Regions from separate parts of the Homo sapiens genome. Here region 2 is linked to region 1. Evidence: chromatin loops called from intact Hi-C (ENCODE). Cell type or tissue: PC-9. All regions are shown on one strand. Links, peaks and the distances in the headings refer to the core of each region. The heading gives the core; the rest is flanking DNA. Region 1 has its middle 160 kb from the start of MZT1. Region 2 has its middle 290 kb from the start of LINC00348.

Region 1 (8,351 bases), core at 162-8,161:
GCATCTGGAAATTCCTGATGACTTAATAGATCTGTCTGGTTTTGGTCATACATTTGCTTCAAACTGTTCTTCTGTACCACAGATAAAGGAAGTTTCCAGACACAATATTTAATTAGTACCTAATTAAGAGCATCAACACGATAAGTGATGCAGGTTCTGGCCCCACTGTTTGTACCTGGATAAGGGTAAACAGTTCTAGTGAATCTTGGCTGTCTGACAGTTCTCAGCTGTCACTGGCACTACATAACCCAGGGAAGGTGCTGACGCTCCCTGGCAAGTGTACACTAGTAAACATTCAAAGCAGTTGGAGAAATCCAATCACACCAAGTAAACCACCAAAAAGAAAATATGGGAGTCTGGATCCAGCAACATATTCTTACATATGTGCTTCATATTCAGCCTAAGTCATTATTCCAGTCATCCGAAAGAGTTAATCAGTGCCTTTCCACGTGTAACTGAGGCATCAACTATTCCAAGGGTATCTTTAAGAATATCTTCACCCAAATACAATCAGTACAACTGCCAAAAACCAAATGCTATGTTCAACTGATGCAAGTAGAATTCTTGATGAACTGCAATTATCAAATTGGCTTGCCTCTGGGGAGCAACCTGCCTTATGCCAAGCCGCCAAGGGAATAACATCACTATGACACCTTGAAATATCTGGGATTATTAATTTTTTTTACCACTAACCAACTTTTTTAAAAAGGAAAACTGTGTGACTAAACTTCTTGTACTTTCTTACAAACTAACAAATTGTGTGCCCTTAGACCGGCCATCTAACCTTTCTGGACCTCAGTTTCTTCACCTATAAAATAAGAGAATCAGCCCGAGTGCTTTCTATAAGCTCTTTCAGTTCTAAAATATGATTTGGTGCTATGTATTTATATAGCTTATTCTTTCTGCAGATTTCAAAATCTCTCAAGAGACTCTCATTAGTATTCTTAATATTGCCTTGAGGAAGGCAAGTGGCAAGGTTTATTATCCCCATTTTTTAAAAAAGAGACGATGAGACATTTTGCTGACACAGCACTCTTGACCAAGTAAGGACTAGAAGTTAGGTGTCCTGATACTAATCAAGAACTCTGTTAAGCCACTTTGCTACTAAACTAGATGGAAAGTCTCTGATGAATAAAATATTCTGTGCTCATGGAAGGAAAATATAGTTTGATCATCTTACAGAGACATAATGGTTTAAAACAATGATTTCCAAACTGTAGCCCATATAATATTCCAGGTAGTTCTCTCAGGTCTCATTGACATGTCCCTATACATATTTTCTCTTTTCTGACACAAGTATCAATATATGAATCTACTAACATGGGAGAGTGTTAAAGAACATCTTCAAAAAAAGTAAGAAGAGTGTCTGAGGTAATAATAATTAAATTTCCAATAGAATATTTGCAGAAAATAAACCATATAGTCCATATTAATATATTGAAGTGTTAACTGAAAATCATACATATCAATGAAATGAGATTATCATCCAATAAATAATTCAAACCCTTTTTAATAATAGTATGTCTTTATTAAGAACTATGAAGAGTCTAAGATTTTACCATATTTGCACGCTAGCAAGTTAGCCTGCCATCATTTCATAGGTGCTGGCAGAAGACATGATACCCCTAGGTCAGAGACAAAGGATGTTACTACTATCAGTAACAGAAATAGCCAGAATATCATTATTTTTGCTTTGGTTTCCCAAATTACAGTCCCCATAGGGCAATGCAAAGAGGGACAGGTGACCCTGCACGTGCATAATATTGTATTAGAAGAGAGAAAATCTCAGCTCAGGAATCCTAAATCATTTATTGTAATAAACAGTAAGCATGTCTTCCCTTTTCTCCAGGAGGTGATACTATCTCTAACTCCTAAAGCTGTTCACCTATACAAACACGCCTGAAAAGATAATCCAAAACAAAATCAGTCAATGCTTCTGTCTGCAAAGAGTGCAGAAATACAAAAGACTCATGGAGAAAATCTCCTAACAATATTGTCTGATTTCATTGCACTATCTGTATATCTGTTAATTCTGAGAATTCTTAAGTACTCAACATAAATAATGTAAACAATATTGAGGAAGAACAGGATATCCCCCTCCCCTCCCCACCCCATACTCCTACTGGATGTCTCCTTGGTTCTGCTCCATCCCGATAGTTCAAAAAATTCAAAGCCAATAAGTAACTTCTTTGGTTCACACCTTTCTGCCTTACTTTCATTCATTTCCACTTATTAAAGTGGAAGCCACCTGTATGGTGGGTAAGCATGCACTCTAGAGTCAGGTGTAGCAGATAAATCCTGGAAATGCTGCCCACTATCTGTAGTGCTTTGGCTTGGTTATTGAAGTCCTATGTGTCTCAGCTTTCTCATCTGTAAAAGGAGGGTGATAACACCTACTTCTTAAAGTTTGGGAGAAGATTAAAACAGTTCTTATATAGGAAGCTCATAAAACAGTGCCTGGCACATACACATTTGATGAAACTTTTGTTGATCAGTAAACTTTTTTTAGGTTAGCTAGGAAAGCTTATTCATCAGCAAACAACTTACCAAATTGCCAAAGTTAATGATATGTTATTAAATCATTGACAACATTAGGGGAAACGTGGATAATGAACAGCGCACTTTTTTAGAATCTACATATCATTCCTAGTTTGTTCTTATGAACTGAGTGAGAAAGAAGGGAAAAAATTTAATCTAACTCATATGTTATAAAGAAAATTATTTTAGAATAGTTTATTGTATTAGATATATCTCTTTAATTAATAAATAAGCACTTTCTTCAGTGTTTGAGATTTAAAACTGCTAATTTTGTTTCTTAAAAGATTGTGAGATTATGATGCATAAGCTGTGAGCTTCACCTCTGTACAGAAAAAGTCTGGTTTTGTGGAAATATAAATTATTATTTTAAGTGGAAATGTGAAGGCCTTAAATGTGGTACAATGAAGAGTTTTTATTTTTATATGAAGAAATATAAAACAAGAAGTAAATAAATGGCAATGACATTTTGAAAATGACATTTCAGAATATTTAAAGGACCACAAGAACAATAAGTACATCTTGTGTGCAACTGTCTTTGAAGTTCTAATCTCAGTTCATGCCACTAAATCATCAAGGAAGATTATTTTTAACTTGTTATATAAAGGCTTTAGAAAAAAAATCAAGAAGTGCTCTCTGAGTATGAAATGTCAAACAGAAAGAAGTATTTGTACATTCTGAGTGTACTAAGGTGATATATGTGTGGATCATGGAGAATTAATTTATCCCAAATTTTCCAAAAGAGTAAGAAAAGATTTACAGAATGGGAATGACACATTTTCCTAAACATTTTCTTTGAGATGCTTTGTAAGTGGAATACTTGCGTGTGGCTAAACCACAGTACAGATTTAACTAATCAACAAAATATTGTCACTGATATTGAACCTGATAAGAGGCCCCTCTGAGAAGAACACCAGCATCCCTATAGTCCCAGAGAAGAGCTTTAACACCAGACAGAGGAAGGACTCTGCAATCCCTCTGCAACCCCAATCAATTTGCTCCTTTCCATAAGTCTTTTTCCTCTCTCCCTTCTCTCCCACCTTTCTCTCATTTTCCTCTTGCCACCTCTCTCAAGAACACACACACATCTCTATGTTCTTACCTCTCTTAATCTAATCTATCTCTTTGCCTACAATTAAAATTTTCAGGGTGTCTTCCTTTCACCTAAAATAAATAATGACATGTATAATAAGTACTTTCTCCACATACTGAATTTCATCAAATTATTGGTCAACATTTTGACTGTAAACATTTCCATACTTTGGGTCAGTGTGAGATCCTGCATTCATCATCTTTCTTCCAAGAGAGTGAATTGCTCTTTCAGTAGTACACTGTCTACCTTTCTTTAATCATGTCTTGAAATTTTTATTTTTATAATGGGAAACATAAATGGTGCCATCTCTGCAGTTAGGGAGAAAATGGAAAGATCCAAATTTCTCTCACACTTTAATGTGTGTGAGCCATGATCTACTTGTTAAAATTCTTGGATTGCTAATAAAAGTCATAATATACCAAATGGTGGTAATTTGGATGAAACAAGCATATCAATCATTGAGGAATGGGCTCATGGCTCTTTATCTGGGCAGAATCATTAAGTAGAATTTATGATATATAATGTATACTATTAAGCAGCTTCCATTAAACTTGCCTGCCAAACTCATTCTATGTAGACAGTTCTAAAAGCAAGCTGTATGCAAGAGCGCCACCTATAGTAAAACTTCCACATTTATTTTACAATGTTAAAACCCAGAAAATTAGATTTTGAAACAGAAAATTTTAAAGGCAAGAATAATATCCAAGAAATGAGATTTATGGTTTAATGTATAAATTAAAAACCACCTCAAAAAAGAAATGGTAAAAAGTTTATTTCAATAAAAATATGAACATTATAAGACATGACTTTTTCTGTTTAAGGAAGAAATTGCTCTGATTTTCCAGATAATTTAAACGACAGGAATAATCTTTCTTCTAATTTAAATAAATAATAGTTCAAACAAAATTTTTACTACTTTTTAAATGTTCTCTATTTTACTTTTTAACTTGCTTTTCACAAACTGCTTTTTTTGAAACCTGAAAACAATAGCTATTTAAAGCACAAGTAAACTTCTTTCTGATGTTTAATTTTTCAGAAAATACATACCTCAAGTACTTTACTTCAGCATATATGTAAGAAAATGCTAAGGAAATGGTGACTAGAAGTACCGCTGGAGAAATGTCCTTTAGGAGTTGATATCCACAGAAATTTAATCTTAAATACTTGTTACTTTGACCTAAAAGCTAATTATGAGGGAGTTGAGCCAAAAAGTGAGATGAATAAAAAGAAATTTCATTGGTATTACAGAGATAGTTGCCAGAAACAGCTTACAAATCATGAATCTATGCAGAGATGAAAAGTTGAGTCTAAATTATTATTCGACTGGGTCCTTAAATCAATGGAGAGCAAAAAATGATTACAGTGGACCTTTAATTTTCAACTATAAAAAGTCAACATGGTGGCATGTCCAACAGTGTTTTACTGCAGGTCATTGAGCGAGAGAGAGAACTCTTTGCTTTTTCATCTCTAAAAAGAGTATGGTTTTTTGCTGTTGTTTAAAAAAAACACATAAGCTAAAATAAATCGTTGCTGCAGATCACATAGGAAGCTGCTCAGCTCTCTGACCAAGTTTGGTTTGGCAGGAAGCAAACCACGAGGGGACGATGCCCTGCAGGTCCCCCTCGTTATCTCACACTTGGGCCTTTTGGCTTTTTGTGGGCCCATTGTTCATTTTGGTGAGGCTAGATTTTAAGTAGATTCAGGGCTCATCAAGCAAGGTGCCAAACAGAGAACACTACAAACTGATGTCCTGTGTTTGCAGAGCTGAAGGAGCTGGGACAGCAGCCACCTTCCCACCATGCACTGTGACAGTGCTTCATCCTTGCCCTGGGAGGCCGCTTCCCAGGATGAGAGGATAATTCTCTCACTACAGCCCATTCAATCTTCAGCCTCTCGGCTGATGCTGCCAACAGAAGTGCCAATTAATGCCAATTACAATGGTGACTTTTCTGATATGGGCACCTACTCATATAGGCCATCAAACAGCCATCATATATTAATGACTGTCAGTCATTACCAATATGGGCGAAGTTTGAACTAGTGACCTAGAGGAGAACTGCTCTTTATCCTACTTCCAACTCCCTGAACCGTCCAATTCCCCTCCCCATTTCTTGGCCAATGTTCTTAATTATAGTTTTGTACCTGAATAATGAATGTGCTACATTTTGACAGTGACAATTGCTGAAACTGTGACAGCAGAAATGCAGCTACTGTCTGCCATTTAGCTAACCCTGTCACAGCCTTCAGGCCAGCGAGGTCCAGCTCACACCTTCAGGGGGCACTACATGTCCTTTGTCATTTAATCGAATGCATTTTTTATTTGTCTTTACTACTCCTTAGAAATAAGGAGAGCATTTTTATGCAGATAAATGTGTCATGAACTTCCATGCAGATGCTGCCATTAGTCCTTTCTTATCTGCTCATTATTTCGTATAGCCTTATGAGACAGAAACTCCCCGTACAATTAAATATGCTGCAAATTAATCTTGAAGTGCACCTTTCCGTTTCAAAAAGGAAAAGCAAGTTAAACACAATAAACATCCTAAATGATAGAAAAGTGTCCAGTTCCTTTTGTAAACACATCCCTTAACCTTTCTTTTCTTTAATCTCCTTTTAATCCAACCTGGGGTGCAAACCCCTAAATGACCCATTGCTGTCTGCTGTCTGATGTGGGTGTTATCATGTTTTCAGAGACTCTGAGACTCACCTCATTTAATTCTCAGCACTGCAGCCCGCAGCAGTCAGGGCATCTATTTCATGTCTGCATTACTCCTAGATTTGGGGGGAAACATTTAGGAGAAAGAAAATGTTACTAAGCCCCTCACTCTAACTTCCAAGGAGCCAGAATGAAGACCCAGCAGTTGCCCACATACCTCTCACATCAGAAGGGCAAAAGAAGTAACCAAATGTAAAATATATCGTGTTTCCAACTCCTTACGCTTTCTCTGAAAGTAGCACCAAAAGAAAATTTGTGGGAAAATATTCTAAGATTATACTTAACTACTTTACATCCATCATATGTTTTTTTTAAATAGTAATTCCTTTTAAAATATTTAATTCCAACACATCCATTTGGAGGTAAAGGTTAAGTAATCTGCCCTGTTCACCTAGTGAGGCAGTGGCAAAATTAAGATTAAAACTCAAACCCAAGGGCTTTAACTCTTTTCTGAGGCTGTTTATGTTTGCAATCCCAGCAAGCTCTTCTGGGTGCTACACATACATAATTCCATGCAATTGACAACCTGAAAAGAAAATATAATCAGCATCGTTCCGCAAAGAAGGAAAGGTAAGACCCAGGGTGATAAGGAAACTGCCCAAGAGACCACAGTGTTTAAGCGGCAGAACAAGGATTGGAATCCAGGCATGGCTGTCTCCAAAGAACATTATTCGACATATCACGTGACTCTGAGTCCTAGGGCGATTTATTTGAGAAGCAGCTCAAGGTTCCTTAGGCCAATTCAAATCACTGTACAAAATCCTCAGGCAGCCTCTGAATCTTTGAGATGTCAAGTCACTCCAGGTTACCCTAAAGTAAATCAGGACAGCAGCATCCAATACTAACCAGAGTGATGTGGTTGGGCTGTGTCTCCTCCCAAGTCTCATCTTGAATTGTAGTTCCCATAATTCCCACGTGTCATGGGAGGCACCTAGTGGGAGATAATTGAATCATGGGGGCAGTTTCCCCCACACTGTTCTTGTGGTAGTGAATAAGTCTCATGAAATCTGGTTGTTTTATAAGGGGTTTCCCCTTTCGCTTAGCTCTCATTCTCTCTTGCCTGCGGCTATGTAAGACACGCCTTTCGCCTTCCGCCATGATTGTGAGACCACCCCAGCCACATGAAATTGTGAGTCCATTAAACCTCTTTTTTTATATATATATATAAATTACCCAGTTTTGGGTATGTCTTTATCAGCAGCATTAAAACGAACTAATACATACAGGTAGCAGAAAACACTCTGGTTTCCATTTTTGCTCGGTGATGCTGATGCCATGTTGTGTTTTCCTTTAACACTCCAAGAACATAAATCCAAAAGGGCACCATCTAATAAGACTTTAACTAAAATACACTCATATTATCACTATTATTAGTGACAATTCACTACTGTCTACTGAGAGCTTTCCATACATTATATGCTATTAATTCTCACAAAGTGTATTATTATCCTGTTTGATGGATGGGTAAACTGAGACTCAGCCAAATTCAGCAAGTTGGCCAAATACACTAAACTCAAGTGAGGAGCTGGGCCCAGGATTCTCAGACTCCAAAGCTCTTTTTCACTGCACTGCTTCCCAACAAGATTTTTGTTCACATAGCTTTCTGTGTTTATTTATTTTGGGGGAGAAGGGACAGAAGAAAGTCCCAGGAGGGTATTTCTAAATAGGCTAAGGAATCTGTCTTCAGCTCAGCAGAATAACAGGTGGAAAAGTATACGGAAAAATATTTTTGAAAGTATTAACCGCGGGAGAAAAATATCAAAAATATCCTAAGATGACTCTTTTATTTTGGCAGCTTATTTTAAATGACAAAGACATTTCCAACCTTGAGAGAAGATTGGGTTAAAAAAATACCAGTATACACACAGTAAACAGACTACAGAGGTCTAGAAAAATAAATAAATACGAGCAATCTCTGTCCAACCTCACCCTGCTTCTTAAAATAGTAACTCCATCAGCTTGCCTGCAAGATAGAAGAAACTTCCTCAAAGACAAGTCATTGGTTTC
Region 2 (8,351 bases), core at 106-8,105, 1.3 Mb before region 1:
TGGTTCCATTTATTTAGAAAGAGACACTGGCATGATAAAATTGATCTAACACTGTCTTTTCTATGAATAAGTAAATCAGTGGGAAACATTCTGGTTGTGCATGGAAATTGCTGCTCCAAGGACATTTTATTTTTGCTACCAACATGCGTTAGTAATTTAAAGTACGTATTAGACTAAAGTTACTTATTATAACTTTAAAAACAAATTTCATAATTTCTGATATATTAATTTCTAGAAAGTATACTCAGAGTTGCGTTTTCTTCCTAGATTATGCTATGTAATGTACGTTTGATACAATTTTAAGTACTCTAAAATGCAGAGAAAACCAAACATATGAAAAATATGTTGATTCAAAGTTTTTTTAAATACTACTTTACCATTTTGCTAGAATTATGAAAATTCTAATAAATGGCTATCAATAAAACTAATTTGTCATTCATTATCCATTGCCACTATAATTGCTATGATGTATGTTGAAGACCTATACAAAACTTCCAAATTTTAGTTTAAATGCACGAATAATCATTCTTTTTCCATCCACACTTCCAGGTTATTTTTATTATACATATTTGCCATATTTCATATGTTTTAACATTCTTCAACTATTCTGCAAGCATTTACTTAGTGCCTACTATATTATAAATACTTGCCCTTAACTGCAATGACAACATCAATTAAATATTAAATTCTAATAACATAAAAATTGATTTCAACATCCTATTTCATTAGCGCTTTCAGTTTTATATGTCTTATTCAGTTCCATCATAATGGACATTTGGATTTTCCCACCTTATTGTGCCATATTTTGCTAAATTACAAAAGTAAAAACTCTCTTGCAACTAAGACACAAGCATAATACCTAAAATCTGTTCATTAGATTCACCTACAAGAAACATCAATTCAGATGCACATTGAAAAAACAGGTCTCCCTGGAACCCATTTTTCTGAGAATGCTAGCAGAGGAATCCAGGTTTCCACAGCAAAGGACAGGATCTTATAGAGTAATGCATAGTGCCTAGCATCAGCAATTCTTTCTGCAGGGTCTGTGACCGAACCCAGGCCACAGGCATTCTGCTGAGCCCATTCATCAACATATTTTGGGTCTTTCTGGTAGGGGTAGCATTCAAGTTTGATTTTCTATCCTTGAAAGAGTTTCTTCTAAACTTTGACATAGTACTTCCTGCTTACAGTAGCTAAAATAGGTTTCAAACTTTTCAGGTAACAATTTATTCTAATAAATTGATCAATACCTTAAGTTCTTTAAGGGTGATATGAGTATTTTCCAAAAATTCTTTCTCCTCAATTATTGTAGTCTATCAATTATCCTTCTCCATTGTCTTATCCATGCCCTTGTACTCAGTATGTAAAACTCAAACCATGAATCAATTCAAGCATCTGATTTCTCTATTTCTATGCCTGGGTAAAAACGAGCATGGTTGAAGAAACTCATTCAATCATATGTAATTGTATATATTTAACAAGAAGAAAGTGGAGCTAAAATATCCAATTTATATTGTTGTGTGAACCAAGCAAGTTGCTGCAAATGTAGATAGCTAGGTAGATGGGTGGATAGATAATAGATCATCTCTCTCAACACTCACTTCTCCCTCCTCAGAAGATACTACTTAGGCTGAAATGTACATTCTCAGACTTTCATCCCATTGGGTTCTAGATGTGATTGAATTTCCACAATCAGATACATTTACTCAAAACTGTAAATTCAAGGGAATTCAAAGGAAAAGGTAATTTGAGGAAAATTATTATTTTTCTGTTGCAGATTGTTGCAGAGGCTTCCTAATTTGGTGGTTTCCTAAATCAGAGGAAAGAACTTCTCAATCACAGCAGACTCAGTGAGATTGCAGGTAGTTGGAGCTATATGTAGGAGTCTATTCTTCTAAAATCCTGACAATAAATGCATTTATGCTTGAACTAAGTAAAGTAGTTCTTGTTGTTTGAAAGTGAATCTTTTCAGAGATAAGAACACTACTAGTTAAGCAACGAGATGCAACGTGTTTCACATTGCAGAATCCTGAAAGGCCCAAGTGATGGAGACAGTATATACTTGTGATGGTAGAGATTAAGGATTGAGGCAAACACAAAAGTGTGGATCACAAATCTGGGAGCAAACCTCCACCAGGTGTCCTCCTTTACCCAACATAGCAAGGTGACCACCTAGCAAAATTAATCTTGGGATAATTAAATCAGCCCAATTCGGGAAATAAGAAAATTAGGCACATTTGAGGATGAGAGGCCAGGCATGGTGGCTCACACCTGTAATCCCAGCACTTTTTTCTGAGGCCAGGAGTTCAAGTCCAGCCTGGCCAACATGGTGAAACCCCATCTCTACTACAAACACACACACACAAAAATTAGCCTGGTGTGGAGGCGAATGCCTATAATCCCAGCTACTCAGGAGGCTGAGGCAGGAGAATCACTTGAACCCAGGAGGCAGAGGCTGCACGGAGATCACACCATTGCACTCCAGCCTGGGCAACAAGAGCGACACTCCATCTCAAAAATAAATAAATAAATAAAGACAAGAGTGAGGTATAATGTTGAAAACAAAGGCACTAAGGGAAATTATTTACACCAAACAGTGAGATCCCTGCCTCCTTTGCCAAATCAATCCCCAGAAATCTGGAAGCTGGAAGCTTACATCATGTGGGAGGGAGACTAAGGATTACACTCAGGGAAGCTGCCAAGTCCAAGAGAAAAGACTGACAAATATGTCATGAGGGATTCCCCAGTGAAATGTCCCCACTTCTTTTTCCTCTGGTGAACCCCACCATTCCACAAGCCCCACGCATGCATAACTTGGCAAACATCTGTTTAGTTCTGTACTCTTGATTATGAATTGTCAGTAAAGACTCAATAGATAGTTGAAGAAAATCTCTAACATGAAAGACGAGGAGTAAAACAAACAAAAACAGAACTAAAAAATAAGTTTAATGCAGGACCAATAAAACATCCGTACCAATTGAAAAATCTTGAGAAAGATCAGAGATGTTGTTAAGTGTGAAGAAGAAGTGGATACTACAAAAAGAAAAAATAAAAGGGACCCCTGGTAATTAGAGAATATAATCATAACAGTACATTGGAAAAATCAATAGAAATTTTTAAAAAATTTGTAGGAGTTTCCCCAAAAGAATTTTTAAATGATAAAATAATAGAAAACCAAAGAAAAAAGAAAAACTAAAAGATAAATACATAATTTCCATTATCTGACCAAAAGGAATAACAGAGAAAACTGAGAAATTAGATAGAGGAATGTAGTCAAGAGTTAATGAAATGTTTTTTCTAAAGAACCAGCTTTCTAAATTAAAAGGACATCTGATTTTCCAGGAAAATTAATGGAAAAAAAGTCATATTGAGGCAGAGCACTGAGAAATATTAGAGTAATGGTAACAAAGAGAAGAATCAAATATCTTCTGTGATTGAGGAATAAAGTGGGAGTAATAACAACAAAAATATCACAAACTGTCAGTAATCAAATTAGCCTTAAACTCATAATGGCAACACTGGCAGCTAGAAGACAATGAAGAATGCCTTTGAAATACCTAGAGAGAATTACCACTAATAATAGAAAAAACTGTCTTTCAAATATGATCTTAAAAAACATTTTCAAACATTCAGGAATTCAAAACATATTTTCAAATATGCAGGATCTAAAATTTCCAGCACAGGTTTTTTTCAAGAAGCTTCCTGAAGATGTGTTTCTCTAAAAAGACAAACAAAGCAAGGAGAAGCAAAGGATCTAATCAAGAGAGCCAAAGAGATTTTCTATTGAAAGAAACTCCCTGATAAGAACCTGCCAGCATGCTTGGGGAGCAGCGGGTACAAGAAAAACATCACGTATGGACAGATAGACACACAAGGAAGTGATAAATACCTTATGTGTTTGACCTTATAAATGGAATATTTACAGTTCTTTAATACCGTGCAGAGATGAATTATTAACAGGTCTTAAAATATTATCAAATTATGCAGTGCAGGACTTATTGACTCCAGGTAACACAAGTTTGGTGTATAGACATTAATGTACTTATTTTATATGCCATGGTTCACTGGCAGACAATACTATGAAATCATTCAACAAAAGCACTGAATGTTGATTTACCTAAAATGCATAACCATACAGTACAGCTGGGAGAGGGAAAATTATTTCTTCCGTGTCTGAAATTATATAATTGTTAGTTAAAATCATTATAAAATAGCATTATAAAGTCATTACTGGAAAAATATATAGCATAATACTGAAGAAACAAGTGAAAATGCTAAAAGTGATTTAGTCAGGGAACTAGAGATGGGAAGGTCTGGCTGTTAGATTGCTGTTTTTTGCAGCATTCCTTTTAATTTTATATGTATTTGCTAAAATAAAAACTTTATATGTAGACAATGAAATACCATGATAATACCATTAGGTAGATCTTATTATCCCCGTTTTGCATAGAGAGCCCTGGAGAGGTCAAAGCCATAGCTAAATATTTGGCAAAGGCAGGATTTTTACATTCAGGTTTTCCTGAGTCGAGAGCCATGTACTTTGTACCACATTACACGTACTCCTTCACAATTGCAATTATTCCTTTCCTCATTTCCATTTACAGCTGTGGGTGCCAAGCCGAAAGCACATTTGCTTGGTGTTTTCTCAGGAACACGTCCACAAGTCACTTATGCCTGAGTTCTGTTCCCGTGAAATATCCCAGAAGGTGCTAAGAGGAGAAGTGTGGAAAACTAGAACCACAGTGTGAAGAAAGGCTTTGTGGAATGGTAAGGCCGCCTGGATGAAGCATGAGAGAGAGAAAATGAAAATATTTCACTTATATTCCTTTTACTTTTCAATTACTAAAGTGTCTAAATATGATCATGGAAAACTGGTAAAGGTGATCAATCCTGACCTACATGTTTACACAGTGTTTACGCTGATGCTTAAGTAGAACAAATACTATTACATGTTTCTTATTTTTATACTGGGGAAAGGATAACATGCTGAAGTAATTTCTCTCCTAACACTTAAGGAAATTCTCACTGAAGAATCTGACATGGACAAACTTCTTTAAACCCAAGTACCTAAGTAACTGAAGTAACAATGTATAATGAGAACAGAATCATAGAAAATTGTAATATCTACATTTTCTGTCACAAACACAAAGGGCTTCTGTAATTTAGATACCTACTTTTAAAAGCTAGTTTGTTTGCAATCCAAAACAATTAAATATGCATTATTTTCCATTATATAATTATTAAAGAGAGATTGTCTACAAAACATATGTGCTTATATTGGTGTCCACGAGCAATCAAAAATAAGCAGGTACACATAGACTGCAGTAACACATAGGCAATACTATCATTTCTTTATCAGTGCACACAGGAAAATGTTCTTGATTAAAAGATTTGATGGGCTTTTTAATTGCAGTATTTTTCATTTCCCATGGGTTTTTAAAAATTTTTAATTATCATGGGTGCATAATAGATGTATATATTTATGGGGGTTTGATTATTACATATTGTATGCCTGTATCAAAACATCACATGTACCTTAGGGTTTTTGTTTGTTTGTTTTGCTTTTTATTTTTAATCTATAGAAACAAGTAAAGCATCCCCAGTTACCAAAGTTGTGGAATTCTCTTTGACTCCTGTTACTATTCTCAAGTGCAAATAACCCATCTTTTATTCACTTGTATGAGTCTTCTCTGTAGCTCCTGACATCCTTTTAATGCATTTTCTCTGGGACAACAAGAATGACATTCCTCTTCGAATCTTTGTCATTGTTCTTTAAAGTCCCAGCTTTTGCCATAGGCTTTTGTAGAAAGAAGAGTCCCTATCCCACAGCTACATTCCTTCAGTTCTGCTTATTATCACTTGGAGGCAGCCTCAGTTCCTTAGTATATTCATCTTTCTTTGGTCCAGATCAATAGATCATTTTAAATCAGTGCACTGAAGACTGAAAAAACCACTTCTATTGCAGGCTGGTAGTAAGAGAGTGAATGATTTCTTGGAGTTTGTGGTCCATAATTATATTAACCTTGGTCCCACACCAAGCTATTTGAAACTTCTCACACCTCATTACCAGTCAATGCGTCCTTCTCTGTATAAGAATTGCATTGTTTGACTTTGAAAGACATGTTGTTAAAATCTGTTTACAGGTTGGTGATGTTTCTTTAGAAGAGTGGAACAAATTTCATGGTCAAAGTCAAAATTTTAGCACCCTTTTTATAACGAGGGTATCCAACCCTGTGAATCCCAGAACAGCCAGTATTGTCACAAGTGAGTTAGAGAAAATGAAAGAAGCAAATTGTTTTAACCATTACCGTATTAATAATGTGCTTTACATTTTAGAAAGTAATTCTAACATATATTTGTGTTTGGCATTTTCTAAATAAAAGATATCACCTTAAATTATAGAAATCAAGCTGGTAAACATAATAAATAATTTATGTTTTTTAACTACTTTGCCACCAAAGGCCTTAATCCTGCCTTGAGTTTAAAAAGACCAATCGTCTTGGGAGGGGAAAGAAGATTTACTAATGTGAATGAAATTGTTCTTTCTGGTATATTTTCTTGAGACTGTACTGAACATCTTTGAAATAAATGAAGGAGTTAAGAATCTATCCTTACAAAAATCTCGTTAAACAAACCAAACTACATTATATGTATTTTACTAAACCCTAGTGAAGTAATCAGCTTTTCCGGAGTTTTAAAAATAATCTAGATGGGAGATTACATGTTTGATTTCTTCTGAATGATTAAAAGGCCTAGAGCCTAAATGTTCTATTTGCTCCAAGAGGAAAGCTGGGAGACGAAAGAGGAACTATGTAAAATCCCAACTGTTCCTTTTTACTAGAAAACAGTCAAAGACTTGATAAGCAAAAAGGCAGTTGTTTGTCAGGGGTATCACCCAGAGAATTAGTTTAAAATATAGTACATTCGCTCAGCTTATGAAAGAGGGAAATTTTGCTGTTCTACTAGATGGGGCTAATGATTCATCTTTGGAAGAAAAATGACAAATTAATGCCAACAAAGCCAAATTAATGGTATGACCAGTTAGAACTCACATAGTTTGAAATTTCAATTCATGAACTATCCTGAACATGTAAAAGGTAATCAATATATTTTCCAAAACTTGAGAAAAAGGATACAAGTCTAATTAAACAAATTAATCATCTACTAACTCAACATTTCACTAATTATAATCATCTCTCAGATATGCAGTTTTCCTAAGTAGTACAAACCAATCATTAGAAAAAATATTTTGGGACATAAATGCCTCTAACAAAATAAAGCTCATCTTAAATCATCACTAAAATAGGTTTTCTAATACACATAATTTTCTAGTTAACCCAAGCATTATTTGTGTTTTAATTTTTATTGCATTAAAAAATCACTGTAAAGTGTATTGGGCCAATTTCATTCCCAAATAAGCATAGTATAATGATACATATTTTTAAGCATCTTGTAGGCCTTGGGGTCATGATAATAAACATAATTTTCCAAACTACATCCCTACAAATTTAAAACATAGATATCTTTTAGCATATATTTTAGGCCAAAGAAAGGCTCACTTCTATTATCACCAATACCAATTTGCAACCAGATTTAATATTTTAAGTTTCACTGTTCAATTCTGAATTGAATTTAGGGAATCCTTCCTTTCATAGATATCTTATGAAGTTCAGAGTTATTATACATAAAATTATAGCTGAAATTGTCCTATTGAAGCTATTTTCATTTGTTTCTGTATTTAAGTATTTTCTTAAGTAGTATAGACGGGTTTGATTGGCAGTATAACTGAGATGTCCACATTAGTACAAATACCTGCTCCCTGGCCCTTTCACTTGTTCATACTGTTGGTGGTGTTGTCTCAGAGAAATGGCTTTTATTTTTTATTTGCTTATGTCTACTGTAAAATTTTCTAGCATCCATAATATTATATTTTCTAATCTCTATTGGGGTCAAATGATGTTTATACATGTTGAGAACTTTGATATAGTCAGTTTTGCTTCAAGTAAAATAATACCTTCATTCAGTCACTTGCAAAGTAGCATAAAGCACAGTGATTTGCCATGTAATGGTAAAACAGCCTAGTACTCACACAAAATACAGTAAACATTTTAAAAAATGAATAGATACTTTTAGCATAGCTTCCTTTTTTGTTTTTGTTTTGTTTTGTTTTTTCTTTTGAGACAGAGTCTCACTCCACCACCCAGGCTAGAGGGCAGTGGCACGATCTCGGCTCACTGCAACCTCCGCCTCCTGGGTTCAAGAGATTCTCCGCCTCAGCTTCCCGAGTAGCTGAGACTACAGAAGCCCACCACCACGTCCAGCTATTTTGTTGTTGTTGTTGTTGTTGTGTT

What was found. Peaks named below come from ENCODE experiments on the same cell type or tissue, not always from the same donor. Only the 100,000 strongest peaks of a DNase experiment are listed, where the experiment ranks them.
Region 2: a loop joins it to region 1, with 3 times the contacts of the local background. A loop is called at or near these places in 4 of 110 quality-filtered maps.

What each region holds. Positions count from the first base shown.
Region 1 is chr13:72,561,859-72,570,209 of GRCh38, forward strand. No RefSeq gene overlaps it. Among named protein-coding and RNA genes, the nearest start is that of MZT1, 160 kb to the right of the region's middle. In PC-9, for the core only: a CTCF peak has its summit at 4,234; no DNase peak of the experiment used is centred there.
Region 2 is chr13:71,301,221-71,309,571 of GRCh38, forward strand. No RefSeq gene overlaps it. Among named protein-coding and RNA genes, the nearest start is that of LINC00348, 290 kb to the left of the region's middle. In PC-9, for the core only: no CTCF peak of the experiment used is centred there; no DNase peak of the experiment used is centred there.